Regions from separate parts of the Mus musculus genome. Here region 1 is linked to region 2. Evidence: chromatin loops called from intact Hi-C (ENCODE). Cell type or tissue: heart. All regions are shown on one strand. Each heading gives the region's core, and the rest is flanking DNA. Links, peaks and the distances in the headings are about the cores only.

Region 1 (9,963 bases), core at 1,144-9,143, 260 kb before region 2:
TTGTCTTTTAGACTCCAGGGATTGTGCCCTGCACTTACATTTCATTGTCTCCTTAGTTCATGCAGTATTGCAAGTTATGAACTATTATGTTTGCCTTACAGAGAAAATAACTGAGGCTCAGCTCCATCAAATTGACTGGGTGAAAAATTCCCAGTAACCAAAAGCAAAGGGCAAGTTTAAATTCAAGGTTATGCATGGCTTCAAGGTCTCTCTCTCTCCTCTCCTCTTCCTCCCCTTTAAAAATAACCACCATCAGTGGTCAAATTCCAGGCTTTTTACATTAGTCATATGTGATTCCATACGTTTATTCACCCATCTGACCATATGAATTGTGTGTGTAACACACACATGCACGTGTGCAATACGTGTACGCATGTGGAGACAAGGGATAACATCAACTGTGGTTTCATAGATGCTGGCCACCGTTTTTTGTTTATGTGTTTTTGAGACAGGTTCTCTCACTGGCCTAGAGCTTGCCAGGTAGATTGGTTTAGCCAGCAACTCTTGAAAATGCCCGCCTCTATCTCCCCAGCACTGGAATCACAGACCTGAAACTTTCCACTCAGGTTCTGGGGACCGAACTTGCGTCCTCGTGCTTACACAGCAGGTGGTTTTCAGCCTGAGATGCCGCCGAAGCAGCAGCAGCAGCTGCTTCTTCTTCTTCTTCTTCTTCTTCTTCTTCTTCTTCTTCTTCTTCTTCTTCTTCTTGATTCATTTATTTATTTTATGTATATGTGTACACCAGTGCTCTCTTCAGACACACCAGAAGAGGACACCAGATCCCATTACAGACGGTTGTGAGCCACGATGTGGTTGCTGGGAATTGAAACCAGGACCAGTGGAAGAGCAGTCGGTGGTCAGTGCTCTCAACCGCTGAGCCATCTCTCCAGCCCACTGAGCTGCCTCTTAAGCCCCTATTTTGATACTTTGTAAATATGTTGTAAATTCTCATATTCTTAAAGTTAAGACATCTGGAAACATGTCTTCTTCCTACAGGCACGCGCACGCGCGCGCGCGCGCACACACACACACACACACACAGAGAGAGAGAGAGAGAGAGAGAGAGAGAGAAGAGCGAAAGCACCCTTATCTTTAATTGTGACATACATGGAAAATGATGTTGCTTTGTAAGTACCTTCTATTCAGAGATCCAAGAAATGAGTGATTTTACGTTTGCCCCCCCCCCTTTTTTTCTAGTAATGTAAATATCAATAAATAAATTAAAGGCATCAAGTGGTTTTCTTGCCTTCTTTCTTCTGGTATGCAGTCACAAACATCACTTGGCCTGTGCTGAAATGTGATGACTTCCTCAGAACCTTTGCTGTCTCTGACTCCCCAGGTGCTTTGCATTTGCGTCTGCCGGGCTTCCCCCCCCCCCCCCCCCCCCGTGTACCAAAGGACATTTAAAAATCCATTGTTTCTTACTTATTGTTGGATTAAGTAAGGCCATTTTTGGTTCAACTTATATTAGTAGCATACCCAAAGAAGAAACACCTGGGCTTTCAGTCTTTTCTAAAGGAAGAAAATTTTCTGTGTTCAGAAAGGTGGATTTAAGTTGATAAGAAAGAGCTTGATAGGAAGAAAGGAAGAGAAAGAAAACAAGACACCGTTAGGACACAAAGGTTTATGTGATTTTAGCCATTACAACAGGAGTTCAGAAAGATCTCAAGTGTTACATTGATGTTATCGGTATAACAAAAAGAGAAAAAAAGTGACAGGCAACAGTGAAGAGCACCAGAGACCCAGCACAAACCTAAGACCATTCTCCTTCCTTCAACTGCCAAGGTATTTTCACAGATTAAGCCCCCCACCCCACCCCCTTCTTTCATCTCAGCTTTCCCTAACCTGCTTGGCCTGGGGAACTCAAGCCTTATTCCCGCCCTCCTCCTCCTCGAACTCACCCTGCTCCCTGCTCATCAGCCGTGGCATCCTGGTACTGCTGGTACCAGGTCGTTCATGTTGCTCTCCGCCTCGGTGAACTCCATCTCGTCCATGCCCTCGCCCGTGTATCAGTGCAGGAAAGCCTTGCGCTGGAACATGGCAGTGAACTGCTCAGAGATGCGCTTGAACAGCTCCTGGATAGCAATGCTATTGCCAATGAAGGTGGCTGACATCTTGAGGCCACGAGGAGGGATGTCACACACGGCCGTCTTGACATTGTTGGGGATCCACTCCACGAAGTAGCTGCTGTTCGTTCTTGTTCTGCACGTTGAGCATCTGCTCATCCACCTCCTTCATGGACATGCGGCCACGGAAAATGGCCATGGTCAGGTAGCGGCCATGGCGAGGGTCGCAGACAGCCATCATGTTCTTGGAGTTGAACATAGGCTGGGTCAGCTCGGGCACTGTCAGGGCTCGGTACTGTTGGCTGCCCTGGCTGGTCAGAGGTGCAAAGCCTGGCATGAAGAAGTGCAGGCGTGGGAATGGCACCATGTTCACAGCCAGCTTGTGCAGGTCTGCGTTCAGCTGGCCTGGGAAGCGCAGGCAGGTGGTCACTTCACTCATGGTGGCTGACACCAGGTGGTTGAGATCGCCATAGGTGGGTGTGGTCAGCTTCAGGGTGCGGAAGCAGATGTCCTACAGAGCCTAATTGTCGATAGACTAGGTTTCATCTGTGTTCTCTACCAGCTGGTGCACTCAGAGGGTGACATTATAGGGCTCCACCACAGTGTCAGAGACCTTGGGTGAGGGCATGACGCTGAAGGTCTTCATGATGCGGTCTGGGTACTCCTCTCTGATCTTGCTGATGAGCAGGGTCCCCATGCCTGAGCCAGTGCCTCCCCCCAGTAAGTGGGTCAGCTGGAAGCCCTGGAGACAGTCACAGCTTTCTGATTCCTTCCTCACCACGTCCAGGACAGAGTCCACTAGCTCGGCCCCCTTTCTGTAGTGGCCCTTTGCCCAGTTATTTCCTGCATCACTCTGGCCGAGCACAAAGTTGTCTGACCTGAAGATCTGGCCGAATGGTCCCGACCTCACGGAGTCCATGGTGCCAGGCTCCAGGTCCACTAGGATGGCCCAAGGTACATATTTGTTGCCAGCAGCTTCATTGTAGTACACATTGATTCTCTCCAGCTGCAAGTCACTGTCGCCATGGTAACTGCCAGTGGGGTCGATGCTCGTCGCTTATCACCTCCCAAAACTTAGCCCCGATCCGGTTGCCACACTGGCCCGTCTGGATGTGCATGATCTCGCGCGTGGTGCTGGCTGTAGAAGGAGTGGAGGCTCTTGCCCTCGGAGCACTGTATGGACAGAGGGCTAAGGAGCGCAAAAGACCGTCTGCCGGGCTTCTTGTGGATCGTTTTCCATTGCCTCCAGTGGACAGTAAGGCACAATAAGGAAACTGCAGATCGCACCAATAGAGGTCTAGATTTTACACCCTGGCTCTTTTGCTTAGTAGGCACCTTGAATCCTAGGCAAAGTGCCTGACCCCTCTACACCTCGGTTTTCTTGTTGGTCAGTTGGGAGCAATAGGATTGCTTAGATGGGTGTTATGAAGACACAGTGAGTTCCCGTGAAGAAAAGCCTGGGGCAGTACCAGATTCCCTACAAGGACCAGCTAAGCACTTTCTGACATTGTTGTCTGGTCTTGGCTTTCCATCTTTTGAAAATGACACTCTCGTTATTTGGAAACTGTTGTTCTTTGAAAAACATTTAATGAATGTGTGGTGTTTACCAGAGGATTGATTGCCTTGACTGGGATCCTGCTATTTGGGAAGTGATCACTTGTTAAACTTTCCTTCGCTGTGTCTTTACTATACAATAACCATTTTGCTTGAGGAGATTTGAAACATCCACTCTTTAGAAAGTTTATTTGTAAGCCAGGCAGTGGTGGCACACAGTTTTAATCCCAGATTCAGGAGGGAAAGGCAGCTGAATCTCTAAGAGGCAACTCTGGCTTACAGAGTGAGTTCCAGGATAGCCAGGGCTACATATAGAAACCCTGTCTTGAAGAAAAATACAGCACAAAAGGGGCTAGTCATTGCAGGTACCTATTTCTGATTGTATGCAAGTGTTTGTGAGATACTGGATATACTGACTTCAGAGAACTAACAACTTGTGGGAGTCACCTTTCTCCTACAATGTGGGTTTGAGGGATTGGATTCAGGCCACAACTTGGTGGTTAGCACCTTCACCTGATGAGCCATTTTGCCAGCCTAAAATATTGTACTTTTGTGTAATGGACTTTTGAATTTCCTCTTAATTTTAAGGTTATTTCAGTGTTGTCTGGTGGAGATACTGCAGAAGTATGTGTGTCATTATGGGCATGTAAGGATTAGTATCTCCTTCAAAAACTGCTTTTACATACCACAGGAACACATAGCCCCCAGAGCAGTTTTCTTTCCCTCCTTTCAAGGGACTAAAAATTGTTTTAACCCAGAAAATGAAACTCAGGCATCGTGGCAAACACTTATAATCCTTACATTCAAAAGGCTGAGGCAGGAGCATTGCTAGTTATGGGTTACACGGCAGGTTTCTATCTAAAATAAAAGTGATATAATCCCTCTTATGAAAATGTTAAGCTGTGTCCTCTCCCCATTCATGCTGGGTATTTTAGACCAAGGCTGGCTACAAGGTAAATGTTGATTCCTGTGGTCGCTACTTAGAAACTTGAGAATGAGTTAAGACTCATGCTTATATTACAACTTGCTTTGAAGATGTATTCTGTGGGTTTTAAATGCTTATTTTTTATTTTATGTATGTGAACTAGAAAATACATAAGCTAAAAATTATTACTGCTTTAAGTTCTTTAGGTTGAGTGGTACCAGGCACATGCACACAACTATGTGACTCTGCAATGTTATCGCTAGAACCTTATCATCCTCAAAAGAAATGCTGAACACACTGAGTGATAGCTTCCCACCCACCCTCCTCTCTCCCTCACTCCAGGTGTCCTCTGTTCCAGCCCTGCTGTGTCTGCTAACTCCAGAGGTCTTAGTTGATGAAATCCTGCCATATCTGCCCACTTCTGACTGCTCTATTTCACCCAAAATGTTCTCAGAGCTTAATCGTGCTGCAGCATATATCAGATTCTCATCCCTTTTAAGGGATAAATACTATTCCACCGTATGGGTAGATCATGCACTGTACTTTTGGGGAGTGTTGAGATTGGCATGAGCCTACTTCTTAGTGATTGTTTCTGAGCTGGCAGACGGTGTGGATAGAGATGCCAACTGAAGTGATACTGTTTTGCATTGTGGACACAGTGTCTGGTGGACAGAGTTAAGTTGGAGTCGAAGCGCAGACTGTAGTGTGATATGGAGTCTAAAAATAGTAAAGAAAATGCCAGTGGTGATGACATCACCTGCTGTTCTGTTATACAACATTCACACATGCTTCTAGGCACTTTGCCCATGAAATAAGAACTTTTTTAGTTTCTATTTTATACATGAAGAGCTTTGTAGCATAGGCAAATTGAGTCGATTATTAAAATTACAAAATTAAAATTAGGTGGCAAAAGTGGATTCTGAAGTTGGGCTCTCTGGCTCCAAAGCTCATTTATCCCTAGATGTGGTCAATACTGACTTTATAACAGAATTGCTATGCTTTTTGCCTGCCTTCTCCTTTTCACTGTACGTAACTTCCGAATTCATTGGGCAACGCAAGAACCAACCCACACTCCGAGTGGACACCCAAGTCTGGTTTGCATGAGCCAATCACATCCACAGGGAATTCAGATGACGTTGCCACAACTGAGTCTTAATTCTTTGAAAGCTTTATATTTGAACACTGTGCAGTTCCCACACTCAGAGCCCCGTGGAAGGAAGCCTTTTGTTCTTAGCCTTGATGAGCATTACAATGGGTTCTGACAAACTCATTTCACTGCTAATTTGTTACTCTATGATTTCTGAAGAAATTGTTGTGAAGTAGCATTTATGTTTTTATTATCAGCTGCATTGTGATTTCTCTTGGCTCTTCATTTGCTTACACTTTATTTCTTTGACATTTGCAATTGAAGGTCCAGTTTTGGAAAGCAGTGGAAATTAGGATGTGTTTGCTCTATTTTGGCATGAAAGGCAAATCAGGTTTTTTTGTTTTTGTTTTTGTTTTGTTTTTTTGTTTGTTTGTTTGTTACCAGTAATATCAGGCCTATGTCACAGTATTCTGTACATTTGGAGGTCTGAACTGTCTATTATATCTGGAGGATAGAGATTCTGTTACCCTTTGTTAAACATCTGAGAATCTCAAGACCAAGATGCTCAGTTATCTGCCTGTATTCATGAATCCATTCTGCAAAAACTAATTCCAGCATGATGTGTTCCGGTGAGCCATCCCATAAGAGGAGCCTCCAAGTCGTTTACTCACGTGTAGGTGTCATTTTTCCTGCAGTGATGTGTGACCTGTATTAGATTGCAGAGAGAAGGAACCGGTACGGCAGGCCTCAGAGATAATTGAATTAAAGTGGCCTGGCTTTGACTTTGGCCCTAGGTGTAAGTGAGGAATCTGGACTTATTCCAGAGTTCTGCCTCAAGCAACAAGGTAGACACTAGTGCCATCTACTAGGAAAATGTGGGACCAGGGACATAGGCTTGAAGCTTTAGAGCAGGGATCACCCTGTCCGGTGAGTAAGATTTGAAGCCAGAGCTATAGGACACAGAGGTCACAGTTCATTTAAGAAGTGAGGGAAGAAAAGGCCAGAGGTAGAAAGATAGAGGAGAGAATGTAATCACAGATCCTAGAAGAGGAGAGACACTTGAAGGGAGGGAGCTTGGTCAGTGCCATAATTCCTCAAGATTAAAAGACAAGAAAACCCCCTGAATTTGTTCTTGAGGAAGTAATTTACCTCCATTGTGGGACTTCAGTGGTCTAGTAAGATGTGAGCAGAGACTAGTGGGCAGAAAGGGGTTGAGTAGTGGACTAAAGAGAATAGTCAGAGAGAGGTGTGGGAGAGAGAGTCTTTTGTTTATTTGTGGGGCTTTGATCAAAAGATTGTAGCAATCTCTTCTCAGATTAAAAACAATGCTGGGGAAGGGGAGGATGTTGAAGTGGAGGATTCAGGGGTCTTAGATGAATAATAACTCAAGAACCCAGAGGGCCAAACAGGATTCTGTCCACAGCAGAAACCACAGTCAGGCTGTGCTCAGGTGCAAAGGACACTTCTGTCCTGAGAAGAGAAAGGAGGGAAGAGATGAAGATGAGTTCCTGTGGGCTCAGGGGTAGAGCCCTTGTTGGGCCGGTGGGAAGCCCTGGGTTCAAGTCTTAACACCGAGGTTGGGGGAGGGGGCTGGGGAAGAAAGAGAATGGCAGAAGCTCTTACCTTACTGCAGCGGAAGGGTTTAAGAGATGCAAATGGATGCTGATATGGATGCTCCTTCAGTGAGTTAGGAATGGAAGATAGAGTGAAGTTTATAATGATTGTTGAAGGGAAAGGCCAGGAACTGCAGACACAATTCTAACACTCTCTTCTCATGTTGGAATTTTTGAATATGCAGAGGCAACCATTCTTGCGATTGTGTTACTTACTTAGGTTGAGTTCTCCATAGGCTTAGTTGAGAGTTAAAAGTTGGATGATCCCACTGGGGGTTAAGTTTTATAGAATAGTTGTGTTAGAAGAATGAGAAAAAAAAAACAGGAAAATTGAAGCTAATTTATTATGTGAGTAATAAAGAAATAGATAATTGGCCCCCGTGCTCCCAGTGAAATGGTTCAGAGGGTGAAGGTGCTTGCTGCCAGGCCTGACAGCCAGGGTTGTCCCCTGACCCACATAGTAGAAGGCATAACCAACTCCTACAAGTTGTCCTCTGACCTCCACATGCGTGCCATGGTGGCCCCTCCAAAGAAAGAAAAGAAACGAGGCCATGAGCTGCACTGTTTAAAGAACACCATGGAATCTGGACTCTTGGTGTCAGGAATGTTTGTTTCTGACTCTAGGTCACACTGTCCTGTGTATTGTAGGGTGTTTAGCAGTAGCGCCCCTGGCTTCTGCGGCCTAGGTGCCAGGAACAGCTCTTTGACTATTCAGTGCTCAGTGATGTCTTTGAATATTACCAAGTGTTAATGGACTGTTGGTTTTAATGCCTATTTATATGTTTAGATGGATTGGTATCAACAGTCATCATGCATTCCGTTGGGAGAAAAGAACAGAAACCAGAGCTTTCGGTACCAGTTAGCACTTCTGTTTCCTGGGGTAGTGACCATGGCTCAGTGTGCCTTCCTTTAGCTTTTCCAGTAGTTCTGTTGAAAGTTCTGTTTATTAATGTCTTAATTGGATGTAATACCCCTACATGGCATCTGAGGATATGCTTTGGCACAAATCTATGTACACCTTAGAAGAGAAGCCTCAACTGGGGAATTACCTCAATGAGATTACCCAGTACAGAAGTCTGGGGGAGCATTTTTATAATTTTATTTATTTATGTATTTATTTGCCTCCCAAATGCTGCTCCCCTTCCAGTCCCTCCCTCATAGAGTCTCTCCCCCAACTTCTTCCCTTCTCCTCTGAGAGGGTGGAGGCCAATCTGGGTAACCTCCCATCCTGGCACACCAAGTGTCTGCCAGATTAGGCACATCCTCTCCCACTGAGTCCAGACAAAGCAGCCATGAAAACTGAGCTGCCTGTCTGCTTCATATATGCCGGGGGAGGGGGAATTCGTTCCAGCCCGTGTATGTTCTTTGGTTGGTAGCTCAGACTCAGAGCTTCCAGGAGTTCAGGTTTGTTGATAATTTTGGTCTCCCTGTGGGGTTTCTTTCCCCTTCAGGGCTTTCCATTCTTCCTCCAACTTTTTCATAAATGCCCCCCCCCCAATCTTCATCTAATGTTTGGCTGAGGATATCTGCATATGTTTAAGTCTACTGCTGGGTAGAGCCTCTCAGAAGACAGTTATGTTAGGCTTCTATCTGTAAGCAGAACAGAATATCATTAATAATGTCAGAGATTGGTGCTTGCACATGGGATGGGTTTTGAGTTAGCCTGGTTACTGGTTGGCCATTCCTACAGTCTCTACTCCATCTCTACATTTCTTTTAGACAGGACAAATTTTGGGTCAAAAGTTTTGTGAGTGGGTTGGTGTCCCTATCCTTTCATTGGGGGTCCTGCTGGCTACAGGAGGTGGCCTCTTCAGGTTCCCCACTGTTAAGATCCTCTGCATTAACTTCTGGGAACCTTCCCTATCCCAGGTCTCTGGAACTTCCTAGAGATTCTTCCCTCCCCACCCCCAACCTCACTCCCAACAGCTGCAGATTTCCGTTCATTCTCCTGACCTTCTGAGCCTCTCTCCTGTCTCTCTCTGCACCTGACCCTGCCTCCTCATCCCCCCCCCCCCGTTCTCTCCCTCCCCCTGCCTCCTATGACTATTTTGTTTCCCCCTCTAAGTGTGATTCAAATATCCATGTCTGGGCCTTCCTTCTTGTTTAACTTCTTTGGGTCTGTGGGTATATCATGGGTATTCTGTACTTATTGGGCTAATATTCACTCATTAGTGAGTACATACCATGCATGTCATTTTGGGTCTGCGTTACCTCACTCAAGATGATATTTTCTAGTTCCATCAATTTACCTGCAAAATTCATAAAGTCCTTGTGTATAATAGCTAAGTAGTATTCCATTATATAAATGAACCACACTTTCTGTGTCCATTCTTCAGTTGGGAGACATCTGGGTTGTTTCTAGTTTCTGGCAATTATGAATAAAGCTGCTATGAACATAGTGGAGCATGTGTCCTTATAATATGGTGGAGCATCTTTTGATTATATGCCCAGGAGCAGTATAGCTGGGTCTTCAGGTAGAAATATTTTCAGTTTTCTGAGAAACTGCCAGATTGATTTGCAGAGTGGTTGTCCAACATTGCTATCCCACCAGCAATGGAGAAGTGTTCCTCTTTCTCCACATCCTTGCCATCATGTGCTATTGCTTGAGTTTTTGATCTTAGCCATTCTGATTGATGTAAGGTGGAATCTCAGGATCGTTTTGATTTGCATTTCCCTGATGACTAAGGATATTGAGCATTTCTTTAAGTGCTTCTTGGC
Region 2 (9,963 bases), core at 1,179-9,178:
AAGATAGTTTTTAGTGTGCTAGGGGCACCCTGGTTGTTATCAGCCTCAACTTTACAGCATGACATCACTCATGCCTCAAAGCATCACAACTAAATTCTTGAATTTCAACAGCTTTGTTGCCATAAAACCATAAAGGAGTACAGCAAAACTCAATATACGGAGCTCAGGACCAGGACTCCGGGGAAGTAAGTGACTGGGAGTCACCAGCAACAGCGACAATCCCTTCAACCTGGCTTCCTATTTCCTGGGATGTCTGGCTGCTGCCTCTCAGACAAAAGCTTCATCTCTTTTCCTTCCCTGTGTCCTTTCCTCGAGGTGCTTTCAGGCCTGCTCTGAGCCACCAAGCACACATGTGCTTCCCCTCAAGGCTCTGTGCTTGTGCTTGTTATAAAGTTACTATGAGGTTTATTATTCTCCAGAGTTCTTGGTGCCCCCTTCTCAAAGTATGTTTTGTTGTTGAGGTGGTGGTGGTGGTCTTTTGTAGTTGTTGTCTTAGTTTGGTTTCTGTGGGGGGTTTTGGTCACTGGTTTCGTAGTTAGAGATATTTGCCTGAGTTTTGGAGTTTTACATAAATCCTTTAAGAAACTATGGCAAACACAAGAATATGTAAGTTGTTTAACTATCTGAATGTAGTTTTTAAATCTCTAGTGTGTGAGTTTTTCTTTCTCTGTCACTTTTAAAAGACTTTTAAAAAAGCATTTGTTTGTGTGCATGAATGCCATATATATATGTGTGTATATATATACATGCAAAAAGGTCAGAGTGTATATCTGATCCCCTAGAGCAGGAGTTCCAGGAGGTTGGGAGCCTCTGAGTATGGGTGCTGCAGTCCACACTTGGATCCCCTGGACAAGCAGAAAACATTCTGCCTGCAGAACTTTCTTTCTGTCCCCTCCATTGATTTTTGAGTTGGAGTGTCTCACTAACCCTAGAGTTCACTGGTTATTAGACTGGCTGCCTAGCAAGCCCCTGCAGTTTTCCTGTCTTGGCCTCCCAGTTCTGGGATCATGGCTTGGTTGTTTTATGTTTTTTTCTATTTTTTTTTTTTTTTTTTAGTTTTTAGGGTTTGTTTTCTTTTTGGGGGGGTGTTCTTGTTTTGTTCTGTCCTGTTAATGAGTTTATGAGATCCACATTCAGGTCCTCATGCTTTTAACAAAGGGTTTTACCCATCGAGCCTTCTTTTCCAGCCCTAAGAACTGTAATTGTTTTTAATGTAATTTAATTCTTTCCTCTGTCCCATTTTAAATATTAGAAAATTCAAGATGAAAGCGGCTGTTATATGGGAGAGACTCTGTTAGGAGCATCACACATGATACTGATGTATGTCTACTCAGAAGTCTGTAAGATCAACATTGTTGCACCCATTTTATAGATGAGGCAACTAATGAGTCCATCTAACTTGGAAGCCCCTGTTAATTAGTGCTTTGGGTTTGCAACATTTCCACAACTGAGACTTAATTGTGCTGATACATTCAGAGGAGTGTCAACATGCCACTGTATGGTCAGTTTCTTTGTTTGTTTTGACACAGTATTACCATGCATCCTAGGGTGGCCTTGGACTCTTGATCCTCTTGACTCCATGTTACAAATGCTGAGATTACAGGTGTGACCACCAGGTCTTGCTTTGTTTTCCTTATTCCTGTAACAAGAGATAGCCTATTGTTTTGTATGAGAAGGGGCTACTAATAGAATTATTGATTCTACTTCATAATAACAGGGACCTGCTTCCTCTTGTCTTCCACTTGTCAATGGAAGGGGCAGGTGCTTGTTTGTAGTAGCTCAGATGGGCCACATCTCTCCAGGCTCCATCCAAGGACACTGAGTTCCTGTGGTTGTCAGAACAGGCTTTTCTATTATGATGTCACAACCCAGTTATTTGTGAGACCTTTGAAAGTTTACTTTGGTTCAAACTACCAGATAGGCTTTTGTCTGCAGGAAAAAGGTGGGGGTGGAGACTGTGGAGGAATTAAAGATTACCCTTGTGCTTGCTTCATGCATCGTCTCACTTCACCCTCAATAAAGTGTGTGACTCTCACAGGCTCAGGGAGGTTGTGTGGCATGAGTGTTTGAGAAGCCGAGAGAGGGTACCTTGGTCTCAGTTCTCAGGGGCACCTTCCCCATTACACCTGGCCGTTGACCCAAGACAGTGAGGCCAGATTCACAGGATATCACAGAAAACAGTGACAGCTAGCTGGCTGCACTAGCCCGTTTTCTGATGACCTTGAACCTCAGACAGCAAGGCAAAGAAGATAAGCAAAGCTAAAACAAACCGCAGCAGTTGTATAATAGGTTAAAACTCATAACTAGGAATGCAGTCTGGACAATGTGGAGCTTGTTGACCACTTATTCACCTAGTATGTATGAGGCCTTGGATTCTGTGGGCAACTCAGAGAAGTGGGAGGGTCCTAGGAGCCTGTTAGTCTTATCGTCTGAGGTATAACGTAGAAGTATAAATTGTCTCTTGCACCTGATCTCTTAGGGGTATCCATGATGCAAAGCTTTAATGTCCTGTAGAGCTTTTGCTTGTCTGACTGCTGAGCACAAAAGCTATGCTGTGTGTCGAGTGACTGGGTTGATCCCTTCTAGAGAGAAGCTATGTTTGGTATCTAAAGAACAATGAGGGTGTGCTGCTTGGCTGATCAGTGTGGGATCAAGTTCACATTCCCCAGCACCCACACTCCCCCTCCACACACGGTGGGTGGAAGCAGAGCAAGGAAGGGCAGGTCCTTTTTACCCTGGAGAGATGTGAGCTCTGGCTTTCCTAATATGGACACAGCTGGGCCTGGGGAGCATTAAACATTGATTTAATCCATGACTGGAGGAACGTCCCAGGAAGAAGAAATGGATTAATAACCAATCAGCACAGGCCCTTCTTCTTGTTTTCCCAGGGCACCTCCTTCTACGGAGCTAACTGTTCAGTGAACAAACACCCTGGAAACTGGCTTTCTATCATAATTATTTGTATTAGAGTTAGCAACCCTTCACAGTGGTAGACTGTACTTTCCTCTGTGTGTATGAGGGAGAGATTTTTATAATGCTTGTTAATAGAGATGATTCAGGCACAGTCTTCTGTTTGTAAATTGCAACTTATTTAAGTTCCTTTTAAAGGCCTGATGACCAACAATCTCTTCTGAGTGGGAAATTTTATAAAAGAATAGATTTTCTGGGGTCATAGACTTCTTACACAGCCCTTCCTTCACAGGCACATGGGACAGTGGCACATCCACTCGTGCACACACACTTCTGCACACCTTGGCACATGGGGCAGCGGCACAGACGCATGCACACACTTCTGCACACCATACCATGCCATGCCAAATCCCACCCCATGAAATGAAGGGAAAGTATCCACATGTGCTGCTGGCTTTCCAGCTAGTAAAATACCATCAGACAATATATGTGTGTTTGTGCCTTTGGGGAGATGTTTGTCATTAATTCTCCCAACATGCATGCATGAGGGTGTGTGTGTGTGTGTGTTTTCTAATCAAGGGAACCCATTTGGCTTGAGCAGGCTACCCACAACTTAAGGAAGTCAGCCAGCATGGCTACTCTTGAATGAAGCAATCCCTTTGTACATAGCAACGGGTCTTTTCCACTGGAATAGGCCTCCTCCCTGATTCTAGGCTAGATCTGTAATCAGACCATGGGAAGTGATACCTTCTGTAGACAGTGCTCTAGGCCAGCATTAAACCAGCACCCCCCCTCCCCCTCCCCCTCCCCCCAAAGACACGTGTCAAGGTCTTTGTGCAAGACCCAGAATTGTATTAACCATGAATCTCAAAAGTATTCCTTGCTTCTTCATGGGAGGGCCATTGAAATCTTATATTGTTTAAGTCTTTTTGTAGGCTTGTTTATTCATGTCCTTAGTTTATTCCTAAATAGAAGTGATGGGAAATGCTCCCTGTGTCAGCCCAACAGTCCATCCTCTTCATCATCATGTCTCCCTTCTTTCCACCCATGGGAACTTGCTGTCATAGAACACAACACCCTCTGTGTCATTGGCCTTCAAAGTTAGATGCCTCCCAAATATCTATAATTTTTTTTTGGTAGCTGTTACATATAGGACATCATTAAAAACACCCAAATTAGTGTTTCTCAGCACTGTTAGCACATTGAAATTACTGAAAAAGAGGACATTAAGATGACTGTGAGGCATAAATCATAGAGGGCCCCAAATGGTGAGATTTGTAACACCCCTACCCCAACACTCACCTCATATCAACACATCCCCTCACACCACACCACACCACACCACACCACACCACACCACACCACACCACACCACATACCCACACTGACACATACACACATACCCGTATTTATACTCTCTCTCTCTCTCTCTCTCTCTCTCTCTCTCTCTCTTACACACATACACACACACACACACACACACACACACACACACATTGTGAGACACATACACGGTGATTCTCAAAGAGGATTTAGAGGTAGGAACTGCAGATGGAAAGCCCCTGTATGTGATTTAGTATTTCACCTATGATGACCCTTTAAGGTTATAGTGTCTATGAGTAAATGTCAAGGTGACATGAAGAATTACAGTCAGGGGCTGGGGAGATGACACACTCAATAAAATGCCTGCCATGCAAGTGTGATGACCTGAATTTGATCCACAGAACAGGTATAACAAAGACCGGGGGAGGCAAGGCAGCCAGACTGTGGCCACCTTGTCAAGCTTCAGCCCAATGAGAGACCCTGTTTCAGAAACTAAAGTGAATAGTTCTCAAGGGACAGCGCCCAGGATTGACCTATTGCCTTTATGTTGACGTGCACACATGCATGCACATCTGCACACACACATTCATACACACACACACACACACACAAACTACAGCCATACTTATGGTGAAGAATATATGATAATGTCTCTTATAGCAGATGTTATGGGGTTGGGTTACATTTTGTGGTCTGTAATTTGACCTGGGATTAATCATATCCATATAATAAACAAGATTTTTAAAGGGACATGGTCACAGTGGATGTTCCATTCAGAACTTAAGGGCCAGGCTATATGAAGTGATAAAGGCACTGAAATTACCTAAGACCCATTGTCTCCATTCTTAAGCAGTGACCCCAAGCGGCATAGGCAGAGCAGCTTAAGTGTCCAGTGCTGTGTAAACTGCTTCTGTTGATAGTGAGCTGTTCTGGTTTTCTACCAGTTGCAAGGTTCTTGAGATCTCTGATAGCTGGCACTTCAGAACACCTTTCCTCTGGCCTTGATATCATTAAACTGGTCAACATTTTCTCCTCGCCTCTTCTCTTCTCTTCTCTTCTCTTCTCTTCTCTTCTCTTCTCTTCTCTTCTCTTCTCTTCTCTTCTCTTCTCTCCTCTTCTCTCCTCTCCTCTCCTCTCCTCTCCTCTCCTCTCCTCTCCTCTCCTCTCCTCTCCTCTCCTCTTCTCTTCTCTTCTCTCTCTTTCCTTCCTTCCTTCCTTCTTTTCCTCCTCCTCCTCCTCCTCTTCCTCCTTCTTGAATGGATGAGTGCTCAGCTGCATGTACACCTGCATGCCAGAAGAGGGCATCAGATCCCTTTGTAGATGGTCATAAACAGCCATGTGGGTGCTGGGAATTGAACTCAGAACCTCTGGAAGAGCAGCCAGTGCTCTTAAGCACTGACTTGTCTCTAGCCCCATGGTCAACATTCTTAAGACACCTCTGTGGTACATATGTGGTATTATCTTTACTGTTGTTGTTTCCTAATATTTTCTTTGAACTTCATAATGAACATAACCATATGGCTTTAGCATTCATATGTAACTTCCAAGTATTGTATTAATGGAGAGAAATGCTGGAAACATGACATTTTCCAGCTCACCAAGGAGAAATGCAAATTAAAGTGGAAAGAAAGTAAAACCCAATACTTTTATTTATTCAGACCTCTCCTGCTCAAAATGGAGTTAAGGCAGCTTCCAAAACAGAATGGCAGAACTTGGCAGGAAGATGGGCAAGGAGCTTAGGTAATATCCAGCAAACTGTCCCTGAGGTTCCTGTTCTGGCTAAGGAGGACCCCAAAACTCCATGCCATGAGAAGGATGACAAGAAACAAGGTGCCTTTGTCTGACCATTCCTGACATTGGTACCAGAGAGAAGTAAAACTGAGGGAAGAAATAGCCAGGTCCCAGTCAGCACAGCAGTGGATTTACAGGGCTTTTTCTCTTGATGCCCCCCCCCCATAGGGGTGGATATCATCTCAGCAGATCTACATGGTAAGAGGTCATGCCTAGAGCACAGGAAGATGGAGTCCTTTACAGGGCCAGCTTTATAGAGGTCTGACTGGACCTAAGCATGAACTCAGCCACATCCCCCACCCCTCCCCAGGAGAAGTTTCATCATCCATAGTCTGGGAAATGGGCATGAGCCTGTGGTAGGTGTGATTGTTTTGTTTTTGTGTTGTTTTTTGTTAGCACAGCACCATTAGTTAGCCTCCCTCAGCTCCTTATTGAGGATCATGAGCTTACAGCAAAGAGCACAGTCCAGTAGAGGAGCCCTTGGCTAGGGTCCATGTGCCCAGGCTCAGCCCTTAGTGCTAAAGTACAGGGGAAGGGGACAGCAGCATCTTACACACTGTCCACTAGCCTGGGCTCGCAGAGCATTCTGGGTAGCATTGATGAGGTCAGGGCAGCACTTACAAACAGGAAAACAATCTGGGCAGGGAGCTAAGCCTGCGGTGGCCTACCCGGTGTGATCCATACTTCTGTCCTGAAAATTGGGCTGCAGGATTATATCCACCTGACAGGGCTGAAATCTCCCTCAGAAAGAAACTAAGGCCTCCGTCATAGCACCGATGAAGAAGACAAAAAGAGTATGCTTTCTTCTAAACTCAGAGAAAACAACACCTAAGGTGTGTTACATTCAGTCAAAATTTAAAGCTGTAACACTCGGTCAGGGTCAGTTTTAATTCTGACTTGTTCCTGTTGCTTCATCTATAGGTAACTATATCTGCAGACCCTGCAGACACCCTCTGTCCTGACGTTTTGTTTTGTTTTATTCTGTTGCTCAGACTGTCCTAGAACTCACAATCCTGCAACAGTCTCTCCAGTGCTGATGCTATAAGCCTGGCATAGGTTAGTAACAGAGCCCTTAGATCCTTTGGGAGCCAAAGTCCTTGGCTTCTCTCTACAGATGGTTCTCCCTTGCCTTTGCCCAGGGGAGCATAATTTGCTGTCTGCTGGAATAATTAAAGGGCTCCCTATGTTTGCCCTACAGGGCTTCCTGTGGACTCTCCTCATTCCTCTGTGTTATGCTTCGTTCACCAAATAGAAGCAGGAAGAGAGCACCCACCCAATCAGTACGAGATTGGCATCAAGACCCTTTTCCCGTGAGAGAATAACTTCCTCTTCCACTAAAAAAAAAAAAAAAAAAAAAGATTGAAAGAGAAAACCAAAAAATACTTTCTCTGTGAAAATAATCTCCAGTTTCTGTATTTAGCAGGGCTTTTGTTTAAAAGCAATGGCATTTCCTTAGGCTCTGAATTTTTCTTTGACTGTTATGAACTGCTTTGACAAAAAGTTTCTTAGAAAAACTTCCTTTCCAAACATGCCTGTCAACTAGCTGAGGCATTTAAAAAGATATAATCCAAACATAAAACAGTCCATTTTTAAAGGATATCTTGAAAGTACGTTTGTCACTCTGGAGTATGCTAGACTATCTGTCCCTGACTGCAAATTTTCAATGTGTTTAAAGGTTTCTCCATAGTCTACTGACATTTGCATTAACTCATAAGCAAGAAGGGATTTAAGTAGACACCAGAGAAATTTATTCAGGTTGTGTTGAACAATAAGAACATTAATTTTTCTAGTGTTATATCCTTCATTCTGGGTTAAATTCAGCCCTCAGCACCAAGATGTAATTTGAATTAGTGGTATATAGGGACCTTTTATTTTCTTTTTCTTTTTTTTTTTTTAAGATTTATTTATTATTATATGTAAGTACACTGTAGCTGTCTTCAGACACACCAGAAGAGGGAGTCAGATCTTGTTACGGGTGGTTGTGAACCACCATGTGGTTGCTGGGATTTGAACTCTGGACCTTCGGAAGAGCAGTCGGGTGCTCTTACCCGCTGAGCCATCTCACCAGCCCGGGACCTTTTATTTTCAATTTTTGTTTTTTAAGTCATTTTAGAAATGTGTCCCTCTTTTTTTTCTTCAAATGTAAAAGTCTGTGTTTTTTTACAAATGGTGATATTCCAGCAGTTAGAGAAAGTGGAGTTAATTAGAGACATAATCATTATAAGATTAAACCACCCTTAAACTGGATACTGTGTGTTCCTCTGTCCCTGTCTACTTGTATTTAACTTAAATAAAATTTTATTACATTTATTTATTTATTACTGTATGAGTGTGTGCCAGACAAGTGCCATGGAAGGAGTGTATCGTTGCTTCTCTCCTTCCACCATGTAGACCCTGGGATTGAACCAAGGTCGTCAGCTTAGGAGCAGGAGCTTTGATCCACTGAACTCTCACTCTAGCTCCCTTCACTGTTAAGACATCGAATATCTGTTGTGTGTTAGGCCCTGTTTTAATGTCTAGACAAAAATCAAGAAAAACAAACAAACAGGATAGAGCCATTCCAGGAGCTTAAAGTATCATCAGGGAGATAGATATTTAATCAGTTAATAATAAAAATAAATAACAAGGTGGCAAGATGGCTTCGCAGGTTGAAGGTGATTGCTGCAAAGCTGACAGCCTAAACTTTATCTCATATCCCACGAGGTAGGAGAGGCCTGACTTGCACATTATCCTCTGTCTCTACACACATGACATGGCATGTACACACACACACACACACACACTTCGCCCCACCTACATACCCACATGGTAGATTAAAAATTAATAGCCATAAAAATCGTGCCGTACTGAGTAAGCCTAATATAAGATGAGGGCTTGATTTCAGTTTAACACTGGCTCTTCAGACATACGAAATGCAAAGTGTAAGTGCGTTTTATAAAATATGCAATGGAAATGATGAGTGTGTGTGGGAGGGGTGTGAGATACGCGCTTTCAAGATCTGAAACTTAACCCTGCTCTAATAATGAGGCCTCAGTGACAGAGTTGCAAAAGGTGATACAGGCAGGGTGCTACTAGAATACTGGGGACTATTGGACTTTGAGCTGGATAGGGAGGAGAAACCTTTCAGACATGATACTTCAGGTAGAAGCCAGAGGCAGGCCATGCGTTTCCAGTAAAGCAAAGGGATGGGATTGTAATTTCCTTTGGAAAGACTCTCATGGCTTCTCTATAGAAAGGACTATGGGGCAAGGGGACACATTAGGGGACCACTCAGTCTAAGTCAGTGCTCCTGCGCACTCCGGGGCTGGGCAGGGCTAAAAGGGGCTGTTGGTGAGGACCAGAGCTCTAGATTTTGGTTCCTAAGATATTACCAGTGGCTCTGTGGGGGTTATGGATTTGAGCACAGTTTCACATACACATGTGATTTGAGATTACAACGAAATGAAAATTGTAGGACCAAGGGGGAGTGGGAGGGGGGAAGCCTTTAAATGCTTTAAATGCTATCCAGCCATAACAAGTTCTTATAAATGTCTGTGTACAGCTTAATTTGCAATAGTTACCTTTCTTACTAATAATAAACTCTTTGCGTTGAACTCCTTATGTTAGTGTTCCTAAGGGTAGTAAACACCCAAGGGGAAAAATTAATGATCAAAGGCAGTGTCTGCCAGGATGGATGTATATTGATTCTGGAATTGTGAGTAGCAGCAGGAAGCTTGAATACTTCAAAGTTATCTTTCTGTTTAAAATTAAGTAGATTTCTGCATGTTGTTGATAATTTTTACCGATTTATGTGTGTGTGCTTCCCCGCTTTCCAAAGCATTACATATTTCTATGCATTCCCCTTAAAGCAGGGTAAAGTTGGATGTGATGGTTGTACCTGTATGTAAGACCGCTTAATATACGTAAGATACTTAGCAAATGAACATGCATTTTTGTACC

The links. Peaks named below come from ENCODE experiments on the same cell type or tissue, not always from the same donor. Only the 100,000 strongest peaks of a DNase experiment are listed, where the experiment ranks them.
Region 1: a loop joins it to region 2, with 2.1 times the contacts of the local background. A loop is called at or near these places in 4 of 42 quality-filtered maps.

What each region holds. Positions count from the first base shown.
Region 1 is chr13:62,965,465-62,975,427 of GRCm38, forward strand. The region is part of intron 1 of Aopep (aminopeptidase O); the gene reads left to right. It also overlaps the pseudogene Tubb2a-ps1. Among named protein-coding and RNA genes, the nearest start is that of Aopep, 5.6 kb to the left of the region's middle. In heart, for the core only: no CTCF peak of the experiment used is centred there; a DNase peak (open chromatin) is centred at 5,207; H3K27ac peaks cover 282 bases.
Region 2 is chr13:63,229,191-63,239,153 of GRCm38, forward strand. The region is part of intron 11 of Aopep (aminopeptidase O); the gene reads left to right. Among named protein-coding and RNA genes, the nearest start is that of Gm16907, 63 kb to the right of the region's middle. In heart, for the core only: a CTCF peak has its summit at 5,544 (motif pointing right); DNase peaks (open chromatin) are centred at 2,691, 6,601 and 7,181; H3K27ac peaks cover 2,347 bases.